Linked DNA regions of Mus musculus: regions 1, 2 and 4 are each linked to region 3. A link is a loop called in an ENCODE intact Hi-C map of the cell type or tissue named here. Cell type or tissue: heart. All regions are shown on one strand. Region 1 holds the start of 2310001H17Rik (RIKEN cDNA 2310001H17 gene). Region 2 has its middle 8.0 kb from the start of Clec2e. Region 3 holds the start of Clec2d (C-type lectin domain family 2, member d). Region 4 overlaps Clec2e (C-type lectin domain family 2, member e).

Region 1 (8,000 bases), 57 kb before region 3:
CCTTGAACTATATATGTAGATGTTTACCTTGAACAAGAGCTTATCCTCATGTCTGTACCTCACTAGTGCTGGGGTGACAGTATGCCTACGATTCACGTGTCAGCATGTTCTGTACTGTCCTACTATATTGAATACTCTTGATTAGGATGTTAAAGATTTCTTTATGAATCCTCCCAAATTTTTTCTTCTTTATAAAAATTATGGTGATTATTCTATTTCTACATATTTAAAATCAGTGTTTCAGAGTCTTTTAAATGATTTAAGAGGTTTATTTAAGATTCTAGACCATAGACAAAATTAGTATCATTTCACATCTCTTCAGGAGTTTGTAGTTTACCACATATACATCATATATATTTATGTCTAAACATTTTTAATGTTTGGCATTATTGTAAATTACACTTATAAATATTAAATTCTAATTATCCACTGTTAATATGCAAAAAACAATTCGCTTCTTAATGTTAGCCTTGATCCCTGCACATTGGAGTTTTCCCTTTCTAGTTTTGGGAAATCTTTATATTGGTTTTAAGGTAGTCTACCTGGACAATCAAGTCATCTGCTACAAGAAACTACTTAATAAAAGAATAAATAAGTTAACATTCTCTTCCTTCCAACAATCTCATAATTAAAAAAGCAATTCTTTAGTTCATTCTCTTCCAGTCTGTATAACCCTTTTTTTTTTGTTCTTATATGAAGCCATGAAGTCTTTCTCTTCTTCACAATGAGCTGGGACTCCCAGTCTAGTGTGAAAACATGTGAGAATGGATGTCTTTGTTTCAGATTCTAGAGTAAAACATATTTTGTCTCTCACCTTGAAACCCAATGTCAGCTGATAGCTTAGGCAAGCAGATCTCCTGGCATTCAATGCTAGCAAGATGAAGGTGTTCCTAGTATATCAACATAATGGAAGACTAGTATTTCATAACAAATGCGAAGAAAGTAATCAACTGATCTTTATCTGAAAAAAAAAAAACAACATACTTGTGAAAGTAACTTTACATCATACTCTAACCACACCCGCAGGGATGCAGTAGTTCATCAAACAAGAGTGGAGTCCACTATTTGGGTTCTGTGGGCCGTGATTTTGCACTTAAGTCTATAAGAATACAGAAATACAGTCTCCTTCTTTAACAACTCTGTTGATTTTCTGGTTTTGAATCACACATTTGCCCATCTCTGATATTTTCCAGTTTGCTAGTGACTTCGTCTGCCATGTACACTAATTTGAAACGGTATTTCCAACCCTCTCTAAATCTTGAGTCTTTTATCTCTCACCTGAACCCTCACCACCACGCATCATACTTGAACTATATGCATGAGCATCAGCAGTCAGAGATAGCAAGTTCACAATGACCTCTAAGTCATGCAGACACAGACACTAATGCAAGATGGGCAGAGAGGTGGGTACAAATAGACTTTGTGAGTGTCTCTCTGCAAATAGTTCTATTTCTATTTCTATTGCTCTTAGCGTGGCTATTTTCTTACAGAATCCCGTAGCTGCAGTGATTCTGGAAATGGAATTTTTGAGAAGCGGTGTCCAGGTGAGAATCTCTTTCAATAGTCTCTTGATGGTTCTCACGGCCCCAGTGTGATAGAAACTAGATAGAGGGATTGCTGCTTGATACATGATTTGAAAAGTTGGTTTGACTTGTTTAGCCACGGAATTTTTTACACCTCTGATGTTTTGACTGAGTCTATGTGTGCTTTAGCTGATGTGACTTGCATAATGATTTATCTCATCACTTCGCTAGAATTAAAGCCTGAAATGATAAGTAGTCTGGTTTTTTGTTTGCTTGTTTGTTTGTTTGCTTGTTTGTTTGCTTGCTTGTTTCTTTCTTTCTTTTGGCTTGTTTTTTTGTTTGTTTGTTTTGTTTTGTTTTTTTCTCTACATATCAACTGTGAATTGTCACAGTATAGTAGCATTTTCTCACAAAGCTCTTTAAAGCTTTGGGGACATAGAATGTCTATCTGTGAAAAATATCATATAAACTAAATGTTGTATATGCATGAAAGAAATTATTTAGGCATTGATTTACAATCATATAAGTTATGAGGTAGCTTTTCTATATCAATTCATTGTAATTAACTGTTAAATGAAATTCATCACTTTACATCACTAGTTTTCCTGACCCACTTTTCAATATAAAGTAGCTTATAAATGTTTGCAAAAGAAAGAGTATCTGGGAGGTAACAAATAAGAGATGTGTGTTAATGCACCTTATAATTATAAACTTAGTTTATCTTTGGCTTGAGTCATGACTATGGACGATACAAGCCAAGCAACAAGCAGAAGATACAAACAGGAGGTAGGAAAGGATGTCACACCTTGTCTTGATGTTCGGAAACATTTATTAATTTTATTTATTAATTTTATTTTTAATAAAAAAGTTTATTAATTAGAATTTATGTCCATTGGAGATGGAACTGTTTTCCTGAGGGATGGGATGTCTGTTAGATTTTTGATAGATTATTTCTTCTCTTTCTGTTTTAATTGGAGGCTTAACATACACATTTCACGGGATATGACTTGTGACAGGCACCCGTGTGCCGCCCCACCCCACCTCTCCCCGCCCTGCCAGGCTGGGGCTCCTGCCCTGTAGAACTCAGAGATGGAGCCGGCGCCACCTGACTAGGGAGGACTAGTTTAGATCTCCAGATTCGGTACAGTGGGAATACCTGAGGGAAGAGTTTCAGAGTTATTTGAGGAGCAGGGACGCCCACGGGTTCCAACCAATGCCCTCCTTACTTGTTTTGTGTTTCGTTTTAGTTATTAGCGATGCGGTTGGATGAGACTTTGTTGTTTCATATGAAAGAATTTGCTTTGAGGGAGCCGGGAGCAGCACTACAATCCGCAGGGTTGTTTATTTTAAATAGGGCTCTGCACGGTGTTATTTATGACACCGTGATGTTGACACTTCGAGTTCTTTTAAAGTTATATTTTTATTTGCATTCCTGTGTGAGGGAAGGGAGGGGGAGAGGATGGGAGGAGCTTCCTGTGTGCAAGCCTGCAGGTGCGCCAGTGCTCAGCAGAGGGCACTGAATGCTGCGGCACTCGGGTTAACAGATGGTAGTGAGCTGTCTGAACTACTTAAAATTTTCAGGTAAAAGGGCAGCAAGCATTCTTAAACTGCTGAGCGGCCCTCTAGGTGTTCTTTGCTGGGGCAGGGGAGTTAGCAGGGAGGAAGTGGAGAGAACTGGGAGAGTTGAGACCCTCCTTCTGAGCGTTAAGCTGCATGTAGATAATATCTGCAGGTGTGGCACAATTGAAAAGGCAGTGGCTTTCAGGCTAGTCACTGCACGGACTAGTAAGGCAGCTCTCTTGCTCCCAGCACCGTGCATCTGATTCTCCGTTCTCAGGGTGAGTAGCCCCTCCAGTTCTCAACATACACATGTTGGTAATTTCACTGTGTGTGTGTGTGTGTGTGTGTGTGTGTGTGTGTGTGTGTACATATAAAGGTTAGAGATCAACTTTTCGGTGTCAGTCAAATGTGAGGCCCAGGAATGTACCCAGGTCAGTAGCCCCGGCAAAGCCCAGTGAGTCATCTCAGATACCTTCGTTTCAGGACTTTTGCTTAGGTCTGTAATTGTCTATAGAGCAGATAATTCTTAGTATAAGAAGCAGTGGGGTTTTTACTGTGCATCTTGCCTCCCCCTCCCCCTTTTCTTACACTGGCACAGTTTTCAATTTGATATTGAGGAGGGCACCCATATTTTCCTTGAAGAACATATAGTATCACTTTTACAGGCCCAATGATTTGATAATCTTATGGATTTTCATGTCCCATACTGTTTTGGGAATACCTGTGCATTAGTGTGTCTCCTTGCCTGATTTGTTTGGTCTTCTCCTTCATTGGCTAAAAACTCTTCAAGCCCAACCCACCGCCAGCTGTGTACTAAGTGTAGCAAGGTCATACCTCCTAAAGGTTTCCCAACCTCCCCTAAACATCACCACCAACTGGGGACCAAGTGTTCATATACAGGAGCCTATGAGGGGCTTTTCTCATTCAAATCATCACAGTGCATCACTGGAGGAAAGTGAAGGCAGCAGACCTTTGAAGCAGTTGGTCACAATCCAGCCACTGTGGAAAGAAAGAACAATGAAGCTTAGTGCAATTTCTTCACTCTCTGACAGTCCAAAATCCCCTGCTCAAAGAATGGTTTCATCTCAGTGGGAGGATTTTTTTTCCCCATGTTAGTTTTCCTCAGATGCACCCACATACCATCCTAATCTAGATAATCCTTCATGGAAACTCCCTTTGCAAGTGATTTCAGATTGTGTTAAATTGAGAGCCAAAACCAACCACGCAAAGGTGTTTTTTTTTTTAATGTTTTTTTAGGTATTTTCCTCATTTACATTTCCAATTCTATCCCAAAAGTCCCCCATACCCTCCCACCCACTCCCACTTTTTGGCCCTGGTGTTCCCCTGTACTGAGGCATATAAAGTTTGCACGACCAATGGGCCTCTCTTTCCACTGATGGCCGACTAGGCCATCTTTTGATACATATGCAGCTAGAGACAAAAGCTCCGGGGTACTGGTTAGTTCATATTGTTGCATACGAAGGTGTTTTAAGAGGTGGGTGTGATGACTTTTGCGTTGTTCTTCTCTGCGGGGAAATCTCTTAAGAGTCTGTTCTGACTGTGCCCAGTTTCTGGAATTCCCCACTTGTTTAGTCAGCACTCATGGAAAACACTATTAGCTTTAGCCACGGGCCAGCACATGTAGTGTAGTCTGGGACTCTAGCATTGGAATTCATGACGCATCTTGTAACAGGAGGCCTGGAGCACATGCTGTAACTGAGCCCTGAGGTTCTAACATGCTCCAAACAAGACTCGTGATGGAAATATGGAGTTTAGTCAAAATACAAAATGCCTGTGTGAGGAACACAGAAATGAATCCCATCTTCTAGAGAATGGACATCAGCTAGGGTTTCAGCAGAGGAAGTATTAGTGCAGGGCCCAGAGGGCTTCCTGACTAAGCGCTCTCAGTCTGACAGTGCTATAGTTGATCATTTGCTCAGTTCCTGTTCTTCCAGGTGGTTTGGAGAGTCCTCTTGCTCAAGAGAACCATCTGCTTCCTTAATTCTTCCCCTGCTTATGCCTAAAGCCATGTTAGGATCCCAAGATGAGCTTGAGGTCACCGGATCCCTTTGTTGATTCCTTTTCCTGGCACATTGATTGAATTGCCTGTCTCTGACCCTTACTTCTGAGTGACAAATGAAGTTTGGCTGGTCCCCCACAAAGGAAAAGAGTCAGAGGATGGAGACAGGCTGACAGTTTCTCAGTGTCATTGGTTTGGAGAGTTGTCCTTGGCAATGTTCTGAAGAAGTGTCCTTCCCAATCTTTGAACTGTTCTAGGGGATTATCATGTTGACTGCCAAGTCGTTCTCTATATTGATGGGTCCCAGAAAATCTGGTGGCCTTTGTAAGCCCCTCCTGAATCTGCAGGGTGTCTGAGCCCATTTCCATCTTCTGGACAGAGACAAGGAAGGAAACGTACAATATGGCTGCTAACCTGCTCCCCACCCTTTTCCTACCCACTGACACCCACCCTCAGAGGGCTTCCATCCCAACATGCTATGTGGAAGAAGTCCTCTATTTTTTTTTTTTTTCATATTGAGGATTTTTGTTTTTTTTCCATGAAGTCATTTTCCTTGTGTCAATGCCTTCTTTCTCTACTCTTGTTGGGCAGTGGAAGGGATAAGCAAGGCTCTCTGTATTGGTAATGGGTAGCTCTAGGTAACTGGCTGGGGGGGTACACAAATGAGCTGAGAAACATCTCTTCTTCCTCCTCCAAGTCCTGTCCCACAGGCTGTGGCACCAGTATGTAGGGACCTGAAGGAAAGAATGGGTGTTGTACTTCTAAAAAGATAAGGAGAAAAGAAATATGTTTGGTGAATAAGTAGTCAGGTTTAGGGAAGGGGGTGCCTCTGCAGGCCCTTGATAAGGCATCCCTTCCCCCTGAGGGACCAGCTACAGGATGGTATAGTACGGAATAGTTTATTCAGGGCATGGGGAGGGGAGTTGAGATGGTAGTAGAGACAGAGAAAGGTGGGGGTAGGGGGGGTGGGGGTGGAGAGTAGGGAGTAGGGGCTGGCCATGAGCACTTGGAGAGAGAGGGAAGGGGAATGTGGGGGGAGGGACAGGACGAGAGGACAGAGCAGAGCAAGAAGGCAAGAGCAAGAGGGAGAGAGGAGGGGCAAGCAGCCCCTTTTATAGTGAGTCAGGCACACCTGGCTGTTGCCAGGTAACTGTGGGGGCAGAGTTTAGACAAAATGCTAACAATGGGTGCTGGGGTCAGTTGGACATAAAGGACTATAGAGACCCTGGAGGCTTGAACACTCCCATCCACCTGCAGAAAGTGAAAAATAAGGCTGAGTTCTGCAACATTTCCTGCCTTTCAACAGCAACTAGGTGGGTAACCACGCTGGCTATTTCTGCTGTTAGATCAGAAACTTTTGTTTCCCCGGCCCCCAACAGAAGGAAGTGAGATTGAGATATTCTGGGTGGCAAAACACCCTAGGAAAAACACGTACAACATCCACAGAACCATAACCATAATCTGTCAAACCCACCAAGCTACTCACCAAACACACATGCACACGTGCACACATGCACACACGCGCACACACACACACACACACACACACACACACGCACGCACGCACGCACGCACACACGCACACACGCACGCACACACGCACACACGCACACGCACACACACACACACACACACGCACACACGCGCACACACACACACACACGCACACGCACGCGCACGCACGCGCACGCACACGCACACGCACACGCACACACACACACACACACAAGAAAGCTATGACAAAAGGAATCAGTTTCAAGAAAACTCAAGCGTGTTTTGCCAGTGGGAAGGGATGGGACAGCACTACCTCAATCACTTCTCTAAGTCTAAAACTAAAACAGCTACGGTTTGTTTATTTGTTTGTTTTAAAGAAGTGTTCTGCCCCTTACAGATGGTACTTCTTCAAACGTTGCTTACACTGTTGTGTAAGAGATTGTGGGCCAAGGTTGGGTGGAGACAGATGGGGAAATGCTAATGTTTGTAATTTTGGTGAAAAGGGGGACCCAGAGAATAATGGGTTCCAAGGTGGGAACTCGGGTGTGTCGAGGATGGGAACGAAGCCAGAGACCAGAGGTACAATTACTTCTGACACTCTTCACAGGTTTGTTGAAGGTGCGCCTCATTGGGGGTCTGCTCAGAACACTTGCATGTGGTCAGCAGAGGGTGACTGGAGATCAACTTTGTCCTTCAGAGATCAAAATATAGAGAAAGCTGCTAAGGTGTCTGGGGGAGGGGAAATCAAACGTAATTGAGGAAAAACCTGGGGATTGGATGGGAGAGGGATACCCGAGGTCCCACCTCTAGCTGAGGAACTAACAACAGCAGTGGCGCCAGGAGGAGGGTCTTCAGAGGTGCAGTTCTGAGGAAAATGGGCAACTGGCAAGGCATAAGAGACAGAAATAGGAGAGTTGGAGGGAATACACTACATTGTGTCTTATATATGACATGTTCAAAGAATAAATTTTAGGTATATACTTAGAAAAATATGCTGCTGCTGTAACAACCTGTGGTCCAAATTCATGACTCTAATACAGGGCTGAAGATGGCCATGGTGCTGATTTCATTACAAGGGCAATTTTATTTGGCAGTTATGTTATCCTCTTCTATAACAAAACAAAAAGTAGCAAATAATAATACCTTATAAAAAGGGGAACGCCAGGGCCAAAAAGGGGGAGTGGGTGGGTAGGGGAGTGGGGGTGGGTGGGTATGGGGGACTTTTGGTATAGCATTGGAAATGTAAATGAGCTAAATACCTAATAAAAAATGGAAAAAAATAATACCTTATAAAGAAATATGAAAACAACTAGACATAACCAACACGACCTTAATTGTCATTGATGTAGGACCACCTGACATGGTTAAACAGCCCTGGCTTAACGTTCCAGACACTGCTGCCA
Region 2 (8,000 bases), 72 kb after region 3:
CCTTAGATATCTGACCACAGACTCCTATAGCAGTCCCAGGGGTCACATGAAGTGGTTTGGGGAGGCCTTCCTGTCATGACAGTCATTGAGCTTGTCTGCTCAAAGACCAAGTCCTCATGTGTCAGTGTTGATCTTTGGGCAGAAACATTTTACTGGAAGAGTTTGGCCTCCTGTCTACTTTCCTGAGGTGAAAGGTGATGCCATTGTGATAGGAGACACAAACAGGAACCGGCATCTCTGCTCTCCTGCTCTGGAAGGGAGAAGTAGAAAAGGCAGCCCTGGAGTTTGAAGTCTTCCTCAGTGTGCATATGTGGTCAACAAAATCTAATAGGTCATTTTTTTCTTAAGGCTGAAGAATATGATCTGTGCACACAACACCCACTGTCTAAATGTTCCTGGGGGGAGGCAAGCTTGTCTGTTGCTATGTTTTGGCAGTGGTAAATTCTGTTGCAATAACACCAGTCCTGTATCTAATCCTTCAGATATGCACTGGATCATTTGGTGCTCTTTATCATTGAGTCATTCAGTCAAAATGTCATCAATTCTTTCTTTACTTCTTTAATAATGGACTCTAATGTCTTCCACAACAGCTCAACTATTTTGCATACCCACTGGCTCTATACCAGCTTCAAATTTACCAACAAGAGGCTCAGCAAGCTTCCTTTCTTTCTCCCCTTTCCATCAAGTAAATCAACTTTTACATATATCAGACCAAGTGGAGTCAAAAGTGCTCTTGAAAGTCAGGTGTGGTGGCATATACCTTCAGTGGATCAGTGAGTTTTAGGCCAGTCAGACATACATAGTGGATTCCAGGATAGCCAAAGCTACATAGAGAAACTCTGTCCCAAACAAAAAGTGTTTTCCACACATTTATAGGCAAGTATAAGGCAGACATCAGTGGTCACCTCCAGGGAGAACAAGAAGAAGTGACCCCTTGGCATTTCAATCCACCAGCAGTGAGTCTGTATTAGGAAAAGCTGTGCCCTGAGATGGAACCCTGTGTGTGGGAACAGAGTAGAGATAAAGACAGAGCTGGACTTTCGACAGACTCCATAGTCATTCTCCAAAGAGGCAAGAGCCTTTCAGAGTCCAAGTGTCTCCAGGGAGTATTTTGCCTGTGAATTCTTCCTGAGATAATGAAGGGAAGGAGTGTTCAGGGCTTCTATCATGATTTGAAGGTGAAATGTTCCTTTCAGTCTATAGTGCTGAAACACTTTGTCTCCATCTCATGGGGCTGTCTGGAGAGGTTTGGGGCCTTTGGGGAGGAGCTGATTGCTGCAGGTGGGGCTGAGGTTCATATTACAGCCTCAAACCCAGCACTCTGCATCCTGGTTAGTATCAAGAATAAGTGGTAAATACACAATCCTGCCACCACAGGTCAGTGCAATGCTCCTTCTAAGGTGATTGTACTGTCTTCTCTGATCTGTGGTCCAGAATGAAGTCTCCCAAAAGTTTCTTCTGTCAGTTATGTGCTCATAGAGATATGAAGCAGTACCACATCTTATTCCACCATACAACTGATAAATTTATCTATTTGGTTGACTCTTAAATACTCCTTTATTTCCTAAGCATTCCTGGATTTAACAGATGATATCATATTTACCAATGTTTCCATTTCAGTCCATAGACTCATTTAGTGTTTTCTGTGTCTGGTCAAAGTTATGTATGCCTTTGACAAGAATGGATTAGACTAATCTGGGCAGGAGAAGGACTCATCAGGGTCTGGGGTCTGCATTGCTGTGCTTGTTTTATATGGATTTAAGTCCAAGATTTTCCAATTACTTATCCTAGGAACTTGGACAAGAATTTCTAATACTTTCAATGCATTTGTTATTTGGTCCTGGATAGAGGCAACAGTGCTCTATGCAGAGTGTAGTGGTATTTTCATGAAGATGAATGGGCCTCTGGTGCAGTGCTGGAATAGGCTTTTATTTTGAGTCTTACACAGGAAGCACTTGTGACAGGGAATGAGGCCTGCTCTGGAGAGTCAATGACATGATTGTTGATGGTACGAAGTGGATAAGCTGATACAAGTGCTTGGACAAATCCAGTCCTGATCACAGAATCCCTGAAACTCAGCTGTAACCCATTTCCTAGCTGAATCCATTCAGCTCCAGTCTGCAAGCCCCTGCTGCTATCCACCCTCATGGTTCAACTTTACTCAATTAATTAACTTTGATTTTCTTAAACAGATTCTACTTTGTAGCCCAATCTGGCCTCAAACTCATAGCAATAGTCCTGCCTCAGTATCCCAAGTGCTTCCTGTCAGGGACAAAGATGACTCCATCTTCCCAAATTCCAACAGGCAGAAGGGACAAATGGCCTCCTGTGGTGCCTATTAGCATACAAAAGCACACAGCTGGCCTCAGGCTCCCTCAGTATCACATGTACCTGTTATCCACTTCATGCTGGCACCTTGGCTCCTCTTTCCTCCTCCCTTTCCCTAAATTCTTGCCCCTCACAGGCTCATCCATCTCCCAAGTTACTCATTCTCTCTATAACCCTGGCATTCACTGATCTCTCTCTCTCTCTCTCTCTCTCTCTCTCTCTCTCAATGTTCCTCTATCTCTGCTCTGAATCTGCTTCTCTCATGGTGGGGTTCAGTCTTCTGGACAAGTTCAGTATACTCAGTATACTACTATCTCTCTCTAGTCCAGATCCTTTCAGATGCCACTGGCTGTTCTTTCTCTCACATCTACAATAAAATCCTTCACTTTAACCATACCTTGGAGAAATCTTGTTGTTAGTTTGTATATTTGGTGCAGAAACTCTTTCCAAAGGGTGTAACCTCTCCTTACTGAGCTAAGATGCTGATTCGACTCTCGTACTGTATGGGGTGGGTCATGTGTTTCTGCTGGCTTCTTCATATTGAACTCCAAATTTTAGAAATTACTTCTTCAGTTCATATGGTTCCCCACTGTGATTCGGGGCAGCTCTCAGTCTCTCTGACTCCTGGTGCTTCTCCACCATACTGAACAATCCTCAGATGGAAAGGCTCTGTCTCTCTCATGGTACTCTGTAAGTGCTCCCTTGGAGCTCCCTTCTCTGTCTCTGGTAGTTTCTACTGCTAAGATCACACCAATCCACCAGGCAGCTTCATTCACTCTATTAGGCATGCACCACATGTAAAGGGATGCTTCTCCTCTGTGATCTGGAATGTTTCTCTCTGAGGAGTCCCTCAGTGTGCTTGGGATGCCCAGGATTAAAATTCCTCACCAGAATACTAGCCCTTCTCTCTCCCAGCCTGCCTCCTCCTCCTCCTCCTCCTCCTCCTCCTCCTCCTCCTCCTCCTCCTCCTCCTCCTCCTCCTGTGAGTTCTCAGGTCCTGGAGATTACTGGTTCTGTGTCTCAGATCCCTCCTGGACCTTACTTTGTCTCTCCTCTGCTCTGACCACTTTTCCCTTCTTGCCCACTCTCTAAGTATGCCCTCTGTCTCCCTGGATCCTGGAGCCTGCTTTCCCTCCTAGGAATTCATCACCTGGGAAGTTTTGTATGCTTCTCCAGGGTGATTCAGGTTCTCTCTCTGCTAAAGCACTTAGCCCTCTCTCTATGTATTGTAATGCTCCCTTGAGTTGTAATGCTCCCTCTCAGTTGCCTTATTCTCTAAACCTCTCCCACCTTCTCTTTACTCTGCTTTTCTCTCCTACATATTCTACAGCTCAGCTGCCTCTTCCCATTTAGAATACTCCCCACCTGTTTTCTCTGATTGCTTTCCCTCCTCAGATTCAGAGATTTAATTAAAGCCTTGCCATCTTACTGCAAATGACTTGACCATTTGCAGTACAATGGCCCATGATGTCACATTCCATTTCCAAATTCTCACAAATTGCAACAACACAAGTAAATGATCCCCAAATCTCTTATCTCTAAGTTTTCTCTGCTCCCCACTCTCAAAATGCTCTAATTTCTAAATCTTCTCTACTCTCTACTCTCAGAAATCTCTTTTGACTCTCTTATCTCAGGGCTTATAACAGCTGTGGCTTAAAAATATGTAATACCTATAACAAAACATCAGTTTAAATATTACAAAAATAGTTGGTAGTTTTGGGAACAAGCTAAAGAAACTGTCCTCAGTGATGACATTTTATTTTCAAGGTTCCAGGACATAGAGGAGCTAAGGACTCTCCAACATCTGAACAGCTTCTGTTATTCATCTTCTTTTCCAGAACAAAATGACTGCTTCTAACAACACCACCCATTAATCATCCTTTGCTCCCTGAAAACATTTTGACTGTTCATAACTACAAAAGAGCAAATGGATTTGATTTGTTGGACTGCAAAACCTGCATTCTGTATGAGTTAACGTAGATCAATCAAATAAGGAAAGCCCTTATTTGTAAATCTTGAGTGGTGGAAAAACGTAATAACTTGGCACAGATGTTTGTGCAAGCTTAAATAAGTATATGATATTCTTGCTTGAGCTTGGGGTCACAGTTCAGGTCCTGAGTGTGTTCTGCAGCCCAGATCCATCAGTAGTGTCTTGATTACAATAAATTTTTGTTATCTGCATTGATCTGGTATTTGAGTTATGCTGTATATAAACAGACCCCATAATATTTGGGGCATTGGCCAGGATTCCAATCTCTCTACCCAGGTCCATGGTTTGTAATCATCTGCATTTGGGGAATTCATTTTTGAAGTCCAAAACCTGCAGATGTATGCTGATCTTCTGTTTTCTGCTTGGCACCTGTCTGGGAACCAAGAAAGTAGAAACTGGTCTCAGTATTTGTCCTAGGGGCAGAGGAAGTTAGGAGACATCATGCTTCCTCTCTGGTTCCCACTGGGAGAACATCTGGTTCTGGGTCATGTTTGTAAGATATCTGGTTCTCCTTCATCTCCTTCCCAACTCTATTGGCTATCCTTGGCATGCAAGTATGTCTGTGTCTGTCAGTGTGTGTGTGTGTGTGTGTAGATTTGTTTATTTTCTTGATTGTTGCTCTGCTTTATATTCAGAGAAACAAGCTAAATTTCATTGTTCATCCCTTGACTTAGTTCTAACTCATTTCAAGGATTTACAGAAAAAAACCAGGTGAATTTAGACAACAACAACTGATATTCTGGTGCTGACCTTGGAGCACTGCACCCTTGGCTAGGAGGCTGGCACCACCACTACATGTTTGTTTCTGACTGGTCTTAAATGTATCAATTTACTGTGTTCATATGTTTTGGATACAGATTATTGGCTTGTATGCTATTGGGTATGGTTAAAATTCTATAACATTTGTAACAAAAAGTTAGCTTTAAAACAAGGAACTCAGGTTTGAAGCCATGCTGGGCAACAACCCATGGCATGAGCTGACCAATGATGCAGATCTCCAAAGATGCTTTTAAATTGTGAAGATATTTGTATATACTTCCTATCCTGTCTTCAAAAACAAAAACAAACAAAAAGAACAGGTTTATAAAAGACAGGATTTAAGACAATGCTTGTTTAATGACCTGTTAAAATTACACCTCCATGCATTTATATAGAAGAACATCCTGCTGGCAGTCAAACTTTGTAACATCAAAATTACTCACTTGGGATTGATTTTAGAGGCATTACAGTGTTTACACTGTTAAAACTTGCTTTTTTTCTTCTAAAAATTACACAGGAATAAGCCTTAGTTAGCCTCCGTTTCAAGGTATATAACAAATAACCAAAGCAAATAACCAAAAACAAAACAAAAGAAAACAACCCCAAAGATTGATTAACTCAGATGTGCTTTATAGATACTAGGCCTCAAACATGTCAGACATCTACTGAATATTAAATATGACTTATAAGATTTTGAAATTACTATGGCAGAGACTCTCAGATCCTAGTAATGACCCCCAAGGTCTTCAAGAAAATAATGGATAAAGCAACAAAGGACTCCACCTGGATTGTGGTGTGTTCGAGCGACCTTGTTTTAACATTTACTGCCTTAAGTGTTTGCTGGCATAAAGTCTTGGCCTCTGTAGGAAAGTACTAGCCCAGCTGAGTGCAAATAGACATAGATTCTGAAGTCAATGGGGAACAAATAGCTATAAATCTTGTGGATAAGTGCCTAATAACCCATTCTGTTCTGATCTTCCTACTGAACTGTTTACCCAGTCAATATCCTATTCCTGGGAACAGGTGCATTACCCAGAGACAAAGTGACCCCCCTCCATCCTCCTTCCTGCTCCTATGAGTATATAACCTGTGTGAGAAAAATAAAAATTTGTCAGCTTGAACAGGATTTCTTGTCTTGCTGTCCATTCTTTGTGTTTCTTATTCCCCCATTCTCTTCCAGGTGGACCCTTAAGTCATGGGTTGGGACAGTGGTGATGCTATTCAATGTGAAGGACTATCCCAATGCCTCACCCACTGCTAGGACCTGGTCCAAACTATGGACAAACAGATATCCTAGGCCATCTCAGATATCCTAGGCCTGCAGCTAAAGACTAATGCCACCCTGGTACTTATACCCCTAATGAGGCCATCAACACCACAGGAACCTGATGGGGTAGCCATCCAGGTGATCAGTAAGCCTATGTCATTTTAAATGATACATAGGCCATTTGGATTATATCTCTATAATTTGTCTTTATCAGATCTCTGACAGCATTGATGGCTACGCAAGCCAGATTTGTCAGTCTGGCAGCAGCAAACAACCTGCTTCTTCTGCCAAGGCTGCAGTCCTTCTTTACATATGTCCATTTCATATGGAAAATACATTAGTCCATTCCTTATGTAAAAATAAAGCCATGGTTTTTTTTTTGGATTTTTTTGTTTTGTTTTGTTTTGTTTTTACTTTCTAGATCTACTAGGTCTCTTGTTAAGCAAAAGCAGACAGGCTTGCCTTACTAACAGGCTTCATATTAAAATATAAAAAGGCTTCAACTGTAAATTTTTATAGTTTATTTAAAAGAACTTGCTTTGCAATGACTGCTCTCAGTAATAGTTATATGTGCCTCTGATAAATGATTAGATTTAAGAAAAAAGTTTAAAATCTATGCTAGTTCTAAGAGTCTAAGGAAGTGTTCTATGATGTATAATGCTCTGAGGATGTGAAAGGTAAGTAAGTTCTGGCAGTCTAAAAAATGATTTTTAATCGAAATGAAAGGGAGATATAACAACAGAAACCAGGGAAATTCAAAAAAAAAATCATCAGATCACACTACAAAAGCTTATACTCAACAAAACTGGAAAATCTGGATGAAATGGACAATTTTCTAGACAGATACCAGGTACCAAAGTTAAATCAGGATCAGAAAAACCATCTAAGCAGTCCCATAACCCTTAAAGAAATAGAAGCAATCATTCAAAGTCTCCCAACCAAAAAAAGTCCAGGGTTTAGTGCAGAATTCTATCAGACCTTCAAAGAAGACCTAATACCAATACTCTTCAAACTATTCCACAAAATAGAAACAGAGGGAATCCTACCCAGTTCATTCTATGAAGCCACAGTTACACTGAGTATTCTCCCTTGGAGATGGGACAGTTTCTGTCTAATCAGGAACTTGTCACAATTTCCTTTCATAGAGGACTTCATAAGAGATTTTCTTCTAGTTTTATCATGTTTAATATTCCAAAAAGACGTTAAAAATTTGTTGAGTACATATTACTTTTAGCTTCATAAGATAGCATGTACATTTAAGAGGCATTTAACTACTATAAATTATTTTGATGACTTAAAAAATGTCAATACTAAGTTGTAAAATTTGAAATAAATTGTATTAGTTTAATAAAAATAAAAACATAAAAAATGAAGACAATGCAATAAGAAGAAAACATTGAAAAAAGAAACAGGTTTCCATATAAAAACAAACTCAAGCTAGCGTGCTATTAACACTAAAATTTTACTATTTATCATTCCTTCATTTAAAATAACTTAGTTTTCAATGACTACTCTCAGTATCCAGCCATCTATGTCTCATAATTTTAAAAATGGATTTTAAAATGGCTTAAATTCATTTAAGTTGTGAGGGTCTAAGAAAGTAATTTAAGGTATGTGAAAGTTGTGTAGGTTGTGAAGGTCTAAGCAAGTTATTTG
Region 3 (8,000 bases):
TTCTTGACTGTCTCAGGGCTCCAGTCAGAAGTCAAGCATCAGCAAATGGCACACACTCACATTCCCTATGTCTCCATGTGCTTGGGATGGGATCCTTCCTCAGGCCTCATCTGTAACTCTCTATCTCAAGGCAATATAATATTCAACAGAACAGACAGACAAACCAATCCCTGCCCATTGCTTACCAGCTCATCCTGGTTGTCAAACCGAGCTAGTTGGGCCTCTTGTGCCATGCAGAAGGCCTGGGCGAATGTCCAGTTACTTGGGTATTCAGAAAAATAAAAACATTTATTTTCAACTCCAATCCAGTTTTGCGGGCAAGCAGCATAGGTCTTGTTGACTGGGATCTGTTCTGTCTTTGTTGCTAAAATGTAGAGAATACAATGGATCATGGCAAGCAGGTCTTCTCTCGTTTTGGCACACCCTCCTGAGCTCAGCTGTGAGGTGTGAATCTGATGATAGCTTTCCTAACTGATCTGATGGGCCTTTAACTAAAGGCCTCCCACCGTGGGCCTGTGTCCCATTCTCTCTCAGGTGCTCACTGTCAGTAGGGCTCCCAGGAAGTGCACTTCTATAACACTATATCACTTCTATATCACTTTCTGAGCTTTTGGATGACCATTGACTACAGTAGGGATTGCTACAGCAGCAAGCACTCTGTAGGGACACCTACTGACACCCAGCCTGATAATTGAGATTGCTGTGAGAACTTTTGTGTAGGTAGTATATACGGTGCAGACACATTGCACTAAAGGATGACTTCAAATACTTAAGAGGACAGTGCAAGATTGTATTGCACTATTCTGATATTGTGGTACTAAAATCCTATAAATTTCTTACTTCAGAAACTTTCCATTTAATACTTTGAAAATTCAGTTTAGCCTGGTAACTAAACTAGGTCATGGTGGGAGGCACTGTATCTTCCTGGCCATATTACTCTTCCCTGTCCTCACCTTTGAGGTTCCTACTTTGAAATTTCCTCTCTTTATTCTCTGCCTTGAACAGTTCCCCAAGGAGATTTATGTCCCTGACATCTCAGTTGAGAGCTTATTGAATGTCATCTTCTCACAGATGCCAAGCCAAGACTCCTGTGTACACCACAGACTGTGTGTTCCTTCACTGCACCTTCCAGCTAGAACCTAAGTTCCCAGAGAACAGGAATTTCCAGTGTGATTTCTCCAGAGCCCTTCCCACAATGCCTGGGTCACAGTGGTCAGTAAGTATAACTGACCTTGTGAATGTGGACAAAGTGTCACATAATTTGGAGAATAAGTCACTTACCTGACAAAGCAACAGAAAGAGCAATTACAGCTACAGTGAGGACCATGATCACTCCATAGTAGCAGTAAAGCTTAGCACAAGACTCAGGGGAGATGGTTCCGTGCCTTTTTCCTTGGAGAATTTTACCTGAAAATATAAATATGAGAACACCAATCTCAAAAAACATTTAAAGAAAAAGAATTATCTGTAGATTTGGCTTGTATTCACCCATTGCAAACCCCTTCACAGAAGGTCCTGGTTTATAAATGATGTCTAATGCTCACAGAAGACTAGATGAAAGGGAAACATGGAGTCTTCCAGTCATTGAACAAAGGGCCAATGAAGAAACAAGAAACAGAAAGAGTGAAGATCAGGCTGAAAGCAAACAACATCCAAGCTATTCATAGATTTTGCTCCCTAAGAATAGACTGGCTAGGACTGAGAATAACACTGAGTGCCAAGGATGGGGACAGACTGGGATCAGCAGGAGGCTGCAGAGATGGCTGAGGAGTTAAGATCAATTGTTGCTCTTCTAGAGGACAGGAGTTAGCTCCTAAATCTCAGCTCCTAAAGGGGCACCTCATAACCACCTGTGTAACTCCTGCTCCAGTCAACGAGACAAACAGGTTGGTACACTTTTATATTTCCAGTGCTAGGGAGGCAGAAGCTGGAGTCAGGAGTACAAGACTAGCCTTGGCTACATTAGAAGTTTGAACTCAACCTGGACTATGTAAGGATCAGTCTCAGAGAACCTAGTCAGTAAATAAATTAATAAAGGCACATAAATGTAATAGAACACACTGACATAACTAATGGATAAAAATATGGGAGCATTTTAACAAGCTTACCAAAATCATGTGAAAAAAATAATATTAGTCTAAAATAACAAGAACTCTTAACAAGTTAGGAATTAAAGGAACACATTTATGGTTATTGGGCATTTCAAAAACTCAGAATGGTAATTTTATTTATTTAGAGTTCTACACCAGCATTTCTTATATGATATTAAGAGTAAGATTTACAGATAATCCTCTGTGTTTACACCAGTATAATTCTGATACTGTCTGTTTCCTTCTAATATGTAAACAGGAATTTTGCTGTATACACACAGATCTCCTTCTAAATTCGAATGTGTTCCATAGCACAATTTGAACATAACTTTCCTGTCTTTATTTAAAAGTAATGTTGGAAATGATCTCTCAAAAAACCCAAAGAAATGAAGTATTGCTGGCCTGGTTTTTAGCTTACTTAAAAACTGTTTCAATGATAAAACAAGCTACTGCTTCAAAGGAGTGAAGTTGTGTAATGCCTGCAGCTAGTTATACAACAGCTGCACTTGAGACAGGAGCTCCACATTCACAAGACAGGCTTCAAAATGCCTGCAGCTAGCTATGCAACAGCTGCACTTGAGACAGAAGCTCCACATTCTCAGGAAATGTTTCCAATGGCTAAATATTTGTGTATTTGATTTTAAAAAGTCAACCCTGCTGAGGCAGAGGGAGCAGGAGTTCCAGGCCAGCTTGGGGTAAAGTATGAGACTTTGCCAAAGAATCAATCAATCAATCAATCAGTCAGTCAGTCATCATCATCCTCAGTAATAATAATTTATTATAATTTATTATTATTATTATTATTATTATTATTTCAGAATACTTGGTTTAAGTGATAAACATTAGCATTTGTTGGGAATTTTGTATTTTGATAGATGTCAATCTTACTTTCTCAAAATTCAGTAGTCTTTCCACAAATTAAAAAAAAAAAAATTAATGTGAAGAAACAGGAATGAGGGGGAAAAGGAAAATAAAGGAACACAATATAATGGAGCATAGACAGTTTGAAACACAAGAAACACAATTTTGCTTCCTTTCTGAAGAATTAAGTAGGAAACCCCATTATATTCTTTTTCTGTAACTTATCAAGAGCTCAAAACAGAAAGGATTTGGTCCTGAGTAGGTTCAGCGCCCCCCACCCCCACCCCACCCCAAGCCACCCCCTTACAATTCTATTTTAATTACAATGGATCTGCAAAACACAAGCTCCAAGCTTCCCAGGCAACTTCTGCCACTATGCACATTGCAAAGCTGTTGTCTGAGTTTCCTTCACTCAGGGACTTAAAGCAAACGTTTACTACAGCAATTTGATGTAATCCACCAGACTGTAACTTACCAGATCCCTGGGAAGAGTGGACTAGCAAGCTAAGTACAAAGCGAGAACGCTGTGGCTACAGCTCTGGCAGTTAGAAGGTGACTCGCTGCTCATTTCTCTTGCCTGAGAACTATTCGAGTATTGTATGCTCCGATAGAATAACTAATGTAACAACCTCATAGCTAATCCCGACTGCATTCTCCTGCTCTGCAGACCCACAGTGACGGGCTCACAGACGCCCTTCTGTTCTTAATCTTTTGTTCAAGGTTCAACTCTTTTGCCTTCCTGCCCTGTTTGAAACTCCTCTCTGCCCCTCCCATTGGTTCAAATACTATTGAATACTTACCCACTTCTACCTCCTGCGGGCTGCCTGTGGGACTAAGCATAGGTAGGGAAGCCTTTGTGACACACATCTCAGAGCTGAGGAGCTGAGTTTCCACTACAGGATTGAAACTTGAAAGCTGAGAGGCACAAATACGTGGGGAGGTTTCAGTATTTAGCTAATCCTGTAGCTCCTCCTTTCTGTACATACACACACGCTTGGTTGGCTCAGGGCCTAACAAAATCTCATTGGGAAACGCATTTCAAGGTCAGGAGCCACACTGGCGCCATCTGGAGACTGACTTTCCTGTTTGCTTCTGGTTTACTTTGTGTTTCGTTTCTCTTTCAGCACACTCTGATTTAGAAACATAATTCAAGCTGACCTTACTGAGGTCACAGGGATTTTCTTTTTTTTTTTTTTTTAATATTTTTTATTAGGTATTTTCCTCATTTACATTTCCAATGCTATTCCAAAAGTCCCCCATACCCTCCCCCCCCCACTCCCCTGCCCACCCATTCCCACTTTTGGCCCTGGCGTTCTCCTGTACTGGGGCATATAAAGTTTGCAAGTCCAATGGGCCTCTCTTTACAGTGATGGCCGACTAGGCCATCTTTTGATACATATGCAGCTAGAGTCAAGAGCTCTGGGGTACTGGTTAGTTCATAATGATGTTCCACCTATAGGGTTGCAGATCCCTTTAGCTCCCTGGGTACTTTCTCTAGCTCCTTCATTGGGGACTTTGTGCTCTGTCCAATGAATGACTGTGAGCATCTACTTCTGTATCTGCCAGGCACTGACAAAGGCCCTCAGGAGACAGCTATAGCAGGCTCTTGTTGGCATCTGCCTAGTGTCTGGGTTTGGTGGTTGTTTATGGAATGGATCCCCAAGTGGGGCAGTCTCTGGCAGTCTCTTCCTTCAGGCTCTGCTCCAAACTTTGTCTCTGTAACTCCTTCCATGGGTATTTTGTTCCCCCTTCTAAAAAGGATTCTGAGCTTCTGGGCTAATGTCCACTTACCAGTGAGTGCATATCATGTGTGTTCTTTCCTGATTGGGTTACCTTACTCAAGATGATATCCTCCAGATCCATCCATTTGTCTAAGAATTTCATGAATTCATTGTTTTTAACAGCTTTGAACCTCTTACCCTTTCTTATCACAGGCCTGCAACAGTTCTGGGAAACAGAGAACCCTGGGGAGATCAAAAAAACCAAACAGATTTTACTGCGTAATAAATATTTATATCCAATAGTCACATTCAACTATTTGAAACACTGGAGAGTTACCCATTTGGCCCATTAAAAAACTACTTTATTTCTTGAGCGGGGCATATCTATGCCACAGCATATGTGTAGGAGTCTGTCCTCTCCTGCTGCCCTGTTCTCCTGTGATCCAGGCCAGATGGTCAGGATTATGTGGCAAGAGCTTTTAAGCCCTGAGTCCATCTCCTTTGAAAAAATACAACTGTAACTTACTTATTAATTTGTCTTGGTTAAAGTTTTGAAAGAAAGCTGTCAACTCTTTTTTTTATTACATATTTTCCTCAATTATATTTCCAATGCTAGCCCAAAAGTCCCCCACACCCTGCCCCCCACTTTCCTACCCACCCATTCCCATTTTTTTGGCCCTGGCATTCCCCTGTACTGGGGCATATAAAGTTTGCGTGTCCAATGGGCCTCTCTTTCCAGTGATGGCCGACCAGGCCATCTTTTGATACATATGCAGCTAGAGTCAAGAGCTCCGGGGTACTGGTTAGTTCATAATGTTGCACCTACAGGGTTGCAGATCTCTTTAGCTCCTTGGATACTTTCTCTAGCTCCTCCATTGGGGGCCCTGTGATCCATCCAATAGCTGACTGAGAGCATCCACTTATGTGTTTGCTAGGCCCCGGCCTAGTCTCACAAGAGACAGCTATATCAGGTTCCTTGCAGCAAACGCTTGCTGGTGTATGCAATGCTGTCATTGTTTGGAGGCTAATTATGGGATGGATCCCTGGATATGGCAGTCTCTAGATGGTCCATCCTTTTCTCTCAGCTCCAAACTTTGTCTCTGTAATCCTTCCATTGATGATTGTTTCCAATTCTAAGAAGGGGCAAAGTGTCCACACTTTGGTCTTCGTTCTTCTTCAGTTTCATGTGTTTTGCAAATTGTATCTTATATCTTGGGTATCCTAAGTTTCTGGGCTAATATCCACTTATCAGTGAGTACATATCATTTGAGTTCTTTTGTGATTGTGTTACCTCACCAGCTGCTGTCAACTCTTTAACGTATGCAAATATAGGAGTATTTCTTTATAAAATATTAGCACTTTTTCAACTTCTGAGTAGAAACTACTTTTTCAAAACTAGGACTTCCTAGATCAGCAATTAGAATTCCCCTGGGTTCTGTTCCTGGGAACCACACTGTGTAGCTCATAACTGCCTATAACTCCAGCTGCAGAGGACGTGTTGCCTCTGCTGTCTGAAGGCACCCACATACACATAAATCTGAAAGAAAGAAAGAAAGAAGAAAGAAAGGAAGGAAGGAAGGAAGGAAGGAAGGAAGGAAGGAAGAAAGAAAGAAAGAAAGAAAGAAAGAAAGAAAAGAAAGAAAGAAAGAAAGAAAGAAAGAAGAGAGGGAAGGAGTAAGGAAGGGAGGGAAGGAAGGGGAGGGGAGGGGAGGAGAGGAGAGGGGAGGAGAGAGAGAGAAAGAAAAGGAGGGAGGGAGGGAGAAAGAGGAAAAAGTGGAAGGGGAAGAGAGAAAGAGAATACCTGGCATAAGTTAATTCATCTTGGAAGCATGTTCAATATCTTGTCCTCAGAAGAAAGATATTGTTCTCTGTAGTTTTAAAGACAGATTCTCACTGAATCCGGAGCTCACAGATTAAGTTAGGCTAACTAACCAGCAAACTCCAAGGACCCACTAGTCTCTACCTATCTGAAACTGAGTTTACAGCTCATGTTACCAGGCCCAGCTTTCTTATGTAGGTAAAGAGGGACAGAATTCATATTCTCACACTTATGTGGCAAGCACTTTTCTGACTGAGCCATCTTCCCAGGCTCTGAAGATGATCCTTAAGAAAAATATATGGAATATGATCTTTGCCTTTTGAGAGAAATAGTTGTGTGCAAAAGCTGTTAGGACCTATTTCATGAACTGGCCCCAGTCTCCATTCTTGCTTGCCAACATAGTGAATGGATCTAAAATTTGTGTGAAAAGTGACATCTTATGTGAAGTGCTAGGATTATGGTAATCGGGCTGGTTAAAGAATAAAAACTTGGAAGGACATGGAGGCACAACACCTACAATCCAGGCACTGAGGAGGTAGAGGCGGGAGATGTCACCTGTACTTTACAAATGGGAACAGAAGTGGTTAATAGATAATAAGGTGACCTCTGCACTACCTGAATGACCACAACCACACCAGATCCTTCCCAGACCCTTAAGATGTCACATGTAGTCAATATAGAAAACCCACCTTTATGAAAGAACTCACAAGTCCTTTGCAAAGAGTTCAATGTTGTCATGTCTTAAGCTTTATTGTGCATGAAGGGTTGAGTTTATTGCCACTAGAAAATGTTTGTCTAAAATTGGGCTGTGTTTAAATATGCCTAAAATAATCTTTCTGGTATCAGACTCTATAAGTCTGAATCATCACCAGCTACTGAGTTATGCTAAACTAGACCTTCATGCTTCACATGAATGGTTATTCTACTGCTTATGGTGGTCACAGAAAACCCACATGTAGTTTCTCTAATAATCATAATCATAACAATTACAATATATTCATCTCTACTTTTCTTTAGAATAATCTCACCTTCATGAGGCATACTACTCAAACAATGGAGCCCAGAGCTAACAGACTTGAAAAAACACTGAAAGTAAGTATTTCCATTTTAAATGGCAAGTTGATATTTCTCTGACAACTAAACCAGAGTCCACGTCACTAAACAGAAAACAGACTAGTAAGTCAACATCAGACTTAATGTTAAATCAACAAAGGTGTGGGCTGGTAGTTGGCCATGGTAAATAGAACACATCAAATGCTATGGCAAAATAAGGTTATCTACTCACTGTCAGTCCATATATAAACAGCTAACATCCATTCACATATGTTTCCAATATAGTGAAAATTAATCACATAAAATTACTTGTCCTGTTAGAAATGGATATCAATGAGTTTTCTGAACATACAATTTAATCTGTTACATTTTGTACCATTTTAATAATACTTAAAAATAAACACTTGAACCTGCTGAGAATATCTTGCAATATCTTCTTTTATTCTCTATAGTTGA
Region 4 (8,000 bases), 85 kb after region 3:
CTTTTGCTGATATTAATGAAATGGTTGTTGTTTTAATTTTCTTCTTCTGATAATATATTGAATTACATATCATTACGTAGTTCTTTAGAGTGAGCAAGTGAATTATCTAGTTAGTTACATTCACAGATAGAACAGGGTCTGATATAGTTCTCTCAACCTCTTACTCAATTTTTTTATTTTTATTTTATTTTTTTAATTTTTATTTTTTATTTTTTGGTTTGGTTTTTTTTTGTTTTTTGTTTTTTTTTTTTTTGAAACAGGGTTTCTCTGTATAGCCCTGGCTGTCCTGGAACTCACTCTGTAGACCAGGCTGGCCTCGAACTCAGAAATCTGCCTGTCTCTGCCTCCCAAGTGCTGGGATTAAAGGCATGTGCCACCACCGCAGGCTTTTTTTTAAAAAGATTTATTTATTTTATGTATGTCCATTACAGATGGTTGTAAGCCACCATGTGGGTGCTGGGAATTGAACTCACGACCTCTAGAAGAGCAGTCAGTGCTCTTAAATGCTGAGCCATCTCTCCAGCCCCCTTACTCAATATTTAACCAAGATTGGCCTTGAACTCCTGACTTTCTTGTATTAGTAGCCACATTCCTGAGCCATCACTCCTGACACATTGATTTTTTTTTTCTCTTTACTGTTATTATGGTTTCCTCAGCCCTAACCAGATCTATTCACATGGAACTGTACCTATAGATAACTTTGTTGGTGTTTCTTCTTCATCCTGATCTTCACTCTTTCTGTTTCTTGCTCTCTCATTGGCCCTTACTTCTATAACTTGATGATTCTATGACACAAAGTCTGTTTCCCTTTCCTCTAGTGTTCTGTCAGCCAAAGATATCATTTATGGACTGAAAACTTCTGTGAAGGGGTTTTCACTAGGGGAGTACAAGACAAATATGCACATGATTCTGGGATAAATTTATATTTTTCTATAAAAGGTTTGCAAAATTGACATTCTCAGATTTATATTTTCAGGTAAAAAACTCCAAGCAAAATGTCTCGGAATCATCTCCGCTGCATCTTGTGTTAAACTTTACTGCTGCTATGGAGTGATCATGGTCCTTACTGTAGCTGTAGTTGCTCTTTCTGTTACTTTGTCAGGTAAGTGACTTATTCTTCAAATTCTGTGACACTCTGTCCATATTCATTGTCAGTTATACTTACTGACCACTGTGACTCAGGCATTGTGGGAAGGGTGCCAGAGAAAACACACTGGAAGTTCCTGTTGTCTGGGAACTTAGGTTCCATCAGGAAGATGCAGTGAAAGAACACACAGGCCATGGTGTACACAGGAGTCTTGGCTCAGCATCCCTGGGAAGATGACGTTCAGCAAGCTCTAAAGAGAGATGCAGAGGGCATAGGTCCCCTTAGGGAACTGTTCAAGGCAGATAACAAGGAGATAAAATCTCAAAGTAGGAACCTCAAGGAGTAGGAACCCAAAGCTGCAGCTAAAGGGAAGTGAGAATAGTGAGTAGTCATATGGTTGGGAAAGGTACAGAACCCATGACCCATAGTTAGAAAATTCTAGAATATGATTCCTAAGGGATTAATTGTGGACTGTTTTGAATAATGTGGCAAACTCTTGTATACCTTTGCTGCCGTAGCTGGAGAAAATGTTTTATAATATTGTTTGATATCCTGGTTTTTGGAGACAGGGTTTCTCTGTGTATCCCTGGCTGCCCTGAAACACATTATTTACACCAAGCTGGCATTGAACTTGGAAATCAGCCTACCTCTGCCTCCCAAGTGCTGGGATTAAATATGTGCACCACCAATGCCTGAATCATTTATGTAATCAACTTTAGCTGCACCAATGACTAATATACAAGTCTAAACAGGTTAAACATTTGCCAACAAATCTTAGTGTAACCTAAACTATTATGTAACCCTAAAAAGAGTCATATAAAAGAAGTGATGTCATCCTCACTGCCTGTATATTTGTCCCTTTCACTAAAGCCTTGTAGTGCTGGATATGAGAACTGGAAACAACTATAACACAGCCCCAGTAAAAATATTTGGGGTATCATTCCCCCATTTAATATTTTGCTTCAAAGATCACTTGTTTCTTGAAATTCAGTAGACATTTGAAAGAACAACCGACCAATTCTGATGTTACCGGAAGGAAAAGGAGAAGGTAGAGAAGAAATATATCTGTTATTTTTCTAAGATGTCCTCTGAAACATTGCTGTAGTTGGAGCTTTTTACACACACACACACACACCACCACCACCACAACAACAACAACAACAGCAACAACATACAAACATGCTTACATAATTGCACACACATATACCACCAACAACAACAATAACAACAACAACAAGAACAACATACATACACATGCTAGCACAATTGCACACACACACACACACACACACACACACACACACACACACACATCACTTTATTATAATAGACTCACAGGTAAACAAACACATCACTCGGCCCCATCAACACAGCCACTCATACACTTGCTGGGTCTCCAAACCTTGGTATCTCACTAACTTCCACACACTTAGAATAGCCATTGTGAAGCCATGAAGCTTTGCTTATGGTTTAGACTTGTCAGTCACATTTTTATGCACTTGTCTTCCACACACAAAAAAAAGAAAAACTATGGAAGAGTTGAAACTAAAAAAATAATTCTGTTTTTAAACTTTGCACAACTTATAGCCCATTACTTGCATCCTGTCCTTCCTTGTCACTTTATATCACTCTTCTTTCTTCTCCTCTCCACATGGTATTCCATGAGCACCCACACAGCTGCTTACACTGTCTGCTATAGGCTGGGACTGGATGTGAAGGCTTACAATGGGCTTATTTTCTTGGACCTTGGATTACCTTCCTTAATATTATACTTTCTAGGTACCCCCCCTCCTACAAATTTCATTTACAGCTAAATAACATTCTTGTTTGTGCCTGTAACACATTTACATTATCCATCAGTTGGTGAGCATCTGGGTCAGTTCTGTTTCCTTGCAGATAGAGGAGCAATAAACACAGATGTGCAAGTATCTCTGTGGTAGGATGTGGAGTTCTCTTCATATATGCCCAGGAATATCATAGCTGGGCCACACAGCAGGTCTAGTTTTAAGTTTTCTGAGAACCCTCCATGTGGACTATATCTGCTTGTACTTCCACCAGTCGTAAATAAGTGTCCCCATTTCTTAATATGCTTCTGAACAGGCTGAGTTCTGCCTCTGAGTTTTCTGCCTCTGCCTCCGCCTCTGCCTCTGCCTCTGCCTCTGCCTCTGCCTCTGCCTCTGCCTCTGCCTCTGCCTCTGCCTCTGCCTCTGCCTCTGCCTCTGCCTCTGCCTCTGCCTCTGCCTCTCTGCCTCTGCCTCTGCCTCTGCCTCTGCCTCTGCCTCTGCCTCTGCCTCTGCCTCTGCCTCTGCCTCTGCCTCTGCCTCTACCTCTACCTCCTGATTACTGGGATTAAAGGTATATGCCACTACTGCCCAACGTGGTTGACAAACTTCTTGATGATAGCCAATCTGAGTTTCTATACCAAGAGCCAGTATATGTTTACACACACACATATATATACATATACATATATACATATATATATGCAAACATACATATATATACACACACACATATATATGGAAATATACATATAAATGTATATATGCAGATATATGTATATATACATATATAGAGAAAGAGGGAGTATGTGTGTGTGTGTGTGTCAGAATTATAGGAAGCTTATGATCAAAATGTTGGTATCAAAAATTATTTGACCCTGCCATGTTTTGCATGCTGGCATTTTTCTATACTAACATCCAGACAAGTAAGGAGTTTCTTTCTTTTGTTAGAGAAAAGGAGAATGTGAAGGAGAATTATGGGAAAGCACACTGTAGGATGCTAGGAATCAGGGACAGTCCTAAGGAGCTGATGGCCTAGAAAAGAGTTTCTCACAGGGTATGGTGTCTTGTTCCTAGCACTTAGGAAGAACAGCCAGGAGGATTACAATTACAATCTCCAGACAAGTTCAGCCCACATAGTGAGATCAAGGCCAGGCAGTGAGACATAGCTAGATTCTGTCTCAAAACACAAAGAAGAAAAGTGAAAATATTCCCTTAGATCCCCACTGGAAGGCTCTGTATTGGGGACCTTCATGCTAGGAGGGGCCCCCTAGTGTCAGTTAAGAAAACTACAGTCCAAGTACACACCTCACAACTGAAGTTTGGATGGCTAGACAAAGGGATCAGACTTGGAAATGTCTCTTTGTTACATTTTATATTACTGTCTCCATTTAAGTGAGAAAGAAAAAACCAGTCATGGAGAGCTGTGAACCTTGCTATGCTGTATGCTCAAGTGGCTGGATTGGATTTGGAAATAAATGCTTTTATTTTTCTGAAGACATGGGAAACTGGACATTCAGTCAGTCCTCCTGCATAGCACTAGATGCCCATCTAGCTCTATTTGACAGCTTGGAGGAACTGGTAAGAAAGGGGATCAGTAATGGGTTTGTTGTTTTGTTGAATATGTACTACTGCTTTGAGATTGAGAGCTTGGGGCTAAAGCATGAGGAAGAATCTCATTCAGGCAGATGGGGTATATGCAGAAGACAGTAGTTTGTGCCATTTCCTGGTGTTATTGCTTCTGGCTTGAGCCCTAAGCTATTGCAGAGATCTGTTATCATGTAGTGCGCATAGTAAGACCTTACAGGCCACACATACAATTTTCTGAGATACCTTGTGGTCATGTAAGCTCTTCTCCAAGCATTCACTTGTTGCATAATGAATTTGGCATCTATTAAAAATGGCAAGGACATTGTAAATCAAGGACCTACCAAGTCACATCAATGTATTTTGGGTTATGGGTGTAAAATGCTTATACTGAGAACTAAGGGTTATTATGGCTCCAAAGTTGATGAGCCTCAGTTATAAGATGCTGTCATCTTGAGAGGAGGCTCTAGGGTGGAGACTCAAGGGTCATGTTAAACTGAGAGACACATGTATTTCCTTTATCTGTGTTATGACAGAATTTTCTGAAGAGATACAAGGGGGCTTCTGACCACTGGATTGGACTACACAGAGAGTCTTCAGAACACCCTTGGATATGGACAGACAACACTGAGTATAACAACTTGTACGTTTTCAGAAAACTTACGCTTATACTGTGTTTATTTGCTGTGAAATGTGTGCATTGTATCTGTAAGAGATGCAAACACCACAACATCACAAACTCAGGTTTTTTTTTTTATATCATCCAATTCATTGGCCATCTTTCAACACATTTACTTAGAGTAATTTCACTCAAAAATCTATACCATAATAATGGCATCTGGGGGAGATATTGTCTGTTTTATATCACCAACTGAAAATTTTTCTTTACTGGTGTCAGAACTATATATCAGGGAGGGTGGAGGAGGAGTGTTAAAAAGCCCAGGAAGCCAGTGCAGAACTGCATGGGTAAGACTTGTTGGTCCTCTGTTCTCCCTGTACCTGTTTACTGAAGCTGATATTCCAGGGATATTGGTAACCTTTCTAATGCCTCCTCATCAAAAAGCCCAGAGACAGCTCTTGTGTGAGCATAGCTAGCCATTTTGAACAGAGCCATTTCAGTGGAGTGGTAAAATACAGATATAGTCACATCCATCATTAAGACCTCCAAGAAATTTATTAAGAAGTAGGGTTTCCCTCACTTTTATACATGTGTAAAATACATCAAGAACTGAAAATCACCCTCAGTGATGTCACCCTGAGCAGCAGTTTGTTTGAGCATAATAGCAAGCACCAGTTAATTCCTTTGTACACACATCCCAGGGTTCAACATAGATGAATGACAAAGATGTGATGTTCAAATCAACCCTGAGGATGTAAAAGATGCTAGGTTTAAAACTAGATCAGGTGTTTTAATGCAATGCTAGCCTGTGCAGTAATTATTATTTGTTCTTTGCTTTAGGGTTCTCACCCGAGGAGGAGGAGAATGTGCCTACTTGAGTAACAGGGGGATCTACAACAGCAGTGGGGATATACATAAAAAATGGATTTGTAACAAGCCCAACAACTACACCTTACAGCGCCCACTAATTGTAAATCCCGGATAGGGAATGTGCCAAAGCATGCGTGAGAAACTGATGCTCTGTGACCTGTTATCTACAGTTGCTCCTCTACTCATATCTACCAAAACTATTATCAAAATTCATCAGTAATCACACTGACAGCAAAGATGAAAACTTGCTTAAAGGATCATAGATATACTGCATAGAATTTGGATAGATGATTCTAAATCAAATAGGTGTTTGGGTATAAGTACTGATAGGTAAAACTAAAGTATAAACAAATCTGTATTAGTGAGGTACATTTTGTGATCAGGTATGAACTTTTTTCATTGGTCCTTGCTATGAATTCAGAGGCACTAAAAATGTGGGGTGACTGAACCCATGGAAGTTTATTCTGTAATCACAGGACAGATAATAATTGGCTTGTGGCCTCCAAACATTATAGACAGTATAGTCATCATTCTTTTAAAAAATTCAATGACCAATCTGAAAGCAGATAGAGACAGGATTAAAAGCAATGCTTTACACTAAGATTTAATAGCATTGTCAAATAATTTTACACTTTACTTCTCAGATTTTTTAAAAATTGAAACAGACTAAGAATATGTTACAAACAAATTTCATTTTCCAAATTTAACAGTTTTAAGAACTCCATACATGATTATGCCATTTGAATTTTATTCTTTAATAGGTTCTTTTCAGATGAGGAGATAGCTGATTACTGAAACCCCTTCAGATGCCTAATCTTGCAATCATTTACACATTGTTAAATTTTAAGGACAAAATATTTTAAATTTTTGGATCATGTGCTATACTGTACTGATGAGTCCCAAAAAGGACGAAATAACAGTTCACAAACAATTTCTCTGTTAACTTTCTTCTTACTTTGTATATGGATTAAACCTTCTCACGCATGCTAGGCAAACACCGTACTACTGAAATTTACCACTATCCCTTTTTCTAAATTTTGTTTAATAACAAAGTCACTCTGTAAACCCCAGAAGGCGATATTCCTGAGATAGCCTGAGACAACCTGTGGACTTGGCAACATAATGCTAAAAGCTTTGACAGACTTGTGCTAACAACTTAGTGTGAGAGACCAAAATGTGGGAAACCAGAACCTCAGCAACTCTCACCCTGAAGATCTGGCTGACCCTTTGATGGGAGTTATGTCATCCCTTCCTTCATGTCTCTACTTGGAGCCTGGGACTGTTTAGATAAAGCCAGCATCACCTCCTCCTTCATGTCTCCATTTGGTTCCTGGGACTGTTTAGATAGGGCCGGCACTCCGAGATAAGCTGCAAGATGTTTGAAGCCTGCAATCAGCATCCGCCCCAGATGTCTATCCCTTTATCTGTACTTTTATTATACCCTCCCGAACCCTCCCTATTTGTTTCTCATTGTGTGCTTATAACCAGGCTCCTAGACTCCATTAAACAGACCTTGACAACTCTTTGCTTGGTCTCGCTCCCTTTTCTCTGACCATTTCTCTTCCAGGCCTCAGTCCTCCTAGACCCATGGAATAACTAAGTCCTGCTGGACGGGACAACTTAGCAACAAAGCATCAAGAAGTCTGGCATGGCAGGCTTTCCCTTTATAAGCACAAACTCTTAGTAAACTTTGGGCATGATCAGAAATCTGTCTTGGTCTTGTTACTTCTCACCTTCCTCTCCTGTTAGAGACCATACTGTGAGAAAGCGAGCCCTTCACAATCTCCCACCCTGACAAGCCAAATGGTCTTGTGCCAGGAACCGGTCATCACTCCCTTCTCCCTGTTCCCTTCCTGGCACCTGAGGCTGTAAAAGCTGAATTATAGTCCCCTCTTCCTTATCTCTTTCTGACTCCCATGACTTCCAAGGACATGAGTTACAAGCTGAGCCTGGCCTGACACCCAAGGCTATTAAGGAGAATCTATGTTCCGAAGATAAGACTCAGAGTGCCCACCACTCTGACTTCAGCCCTCATGTCAGCAGATGCCCACTGCTT

The links. A loop is a pair of places that touch in the nucleus more often than their neighbours do. Peaks named below come from ENCODE experiments on the same cell type or tissue, not always from the same donor. Only the 100,000 strongest peaks of a DNase experiment are listed, where the experiment ranks them.
Region 1: a loop joins it to region 3, with 7 times the contacts of the local background. A loop is called at or near these places in 23 of 42 quality-filtered maps.
Region 2: a loop joins it to region 3, with 2.4 times the contacts of the local background. A loop is called at or near these places in 16 of 42 quality-filtered maps.
Region 4: it touches region 3 in a loop (6-fold over the local background); 16 of 42 quality-filtered maps call a loop at or near these places.

Annotation. Positions count from the first base shown.
Region 1 is chr6:129,233,100-129,241,099 of GRCm38, reverse strand. 2310001H17Rik (RIKEN cDNA 2310001H17 gene) reads left to right here and starts at 2,618. Exons shown (of 4, transcript NR_040268.1): 1 at 2,618-2,664; 2 at 3,256-3,361; 3 at 7,947-8,000. In heart, no CTCF peak of the experiment used is centred here; DNase peaks (open chromatin) are centred at 2,649, 3,029, 4,739, 4,899 and 1 weaker place; H3K4me3 peaks cover 976 bases; H3K27ac peaks cover 690 bases.
Region 2 is chr6:129,104,896-129,112,895 of GRCm38, reverse strand. No RefSeq gene overlaps it. Among named protein-coding and RNA genes, the nearest start is that of Clec2e, 8.0 kb to the right of the region's middle. In heart, no CTCF peak of the experiment used is centred here; DNase peaks (open chromatin) are centred at 125 and 4,745.
Region 3 is chr6:129,176,499-129,184,498 of GRCm38, reverse strand. It overlaps Clec2d (C-type lectin domain family 2, member d), which reads right to left and starts at 3,884. Exons shown (of 5, transcript NM_053109.3): 1 at 3,752-3,884; 2 at 1,282-1,407; 3 at 186-364. The coding sequence starts at 3,818. In heart, CTCF peaks have their summits at 3,811 and 4,016 (motif pointing left); DNase peaks (open chromatin) are centred at 2,628, 3,798 and 4,468; H3K4me3 peaks cover 1,017 bases; H3K27ac peaks cover 931 bases.
Region 4 is chr6:129,091,465-129,099,464 of GRCm38, reverse strand. Clec2e (C-type lectin domain family 2, member e) reads left to right here. Exons shown (of 5, transcript NM_153506.4): 2 at 977-1,102; 3 at 4,265-4,449; 4 at 4,992-5,098; 5 at 5,915-7,649. The coding sequence ends at 6,059. Among named protein-coding and RNA genes, the nearest start is that of Clec2e, 5.4 kb to the left of the region's middle. In heart, a CTCF peak has its summit at 4,142; DNase peaks (open chromatin) are centred at 1,284 and 4,114.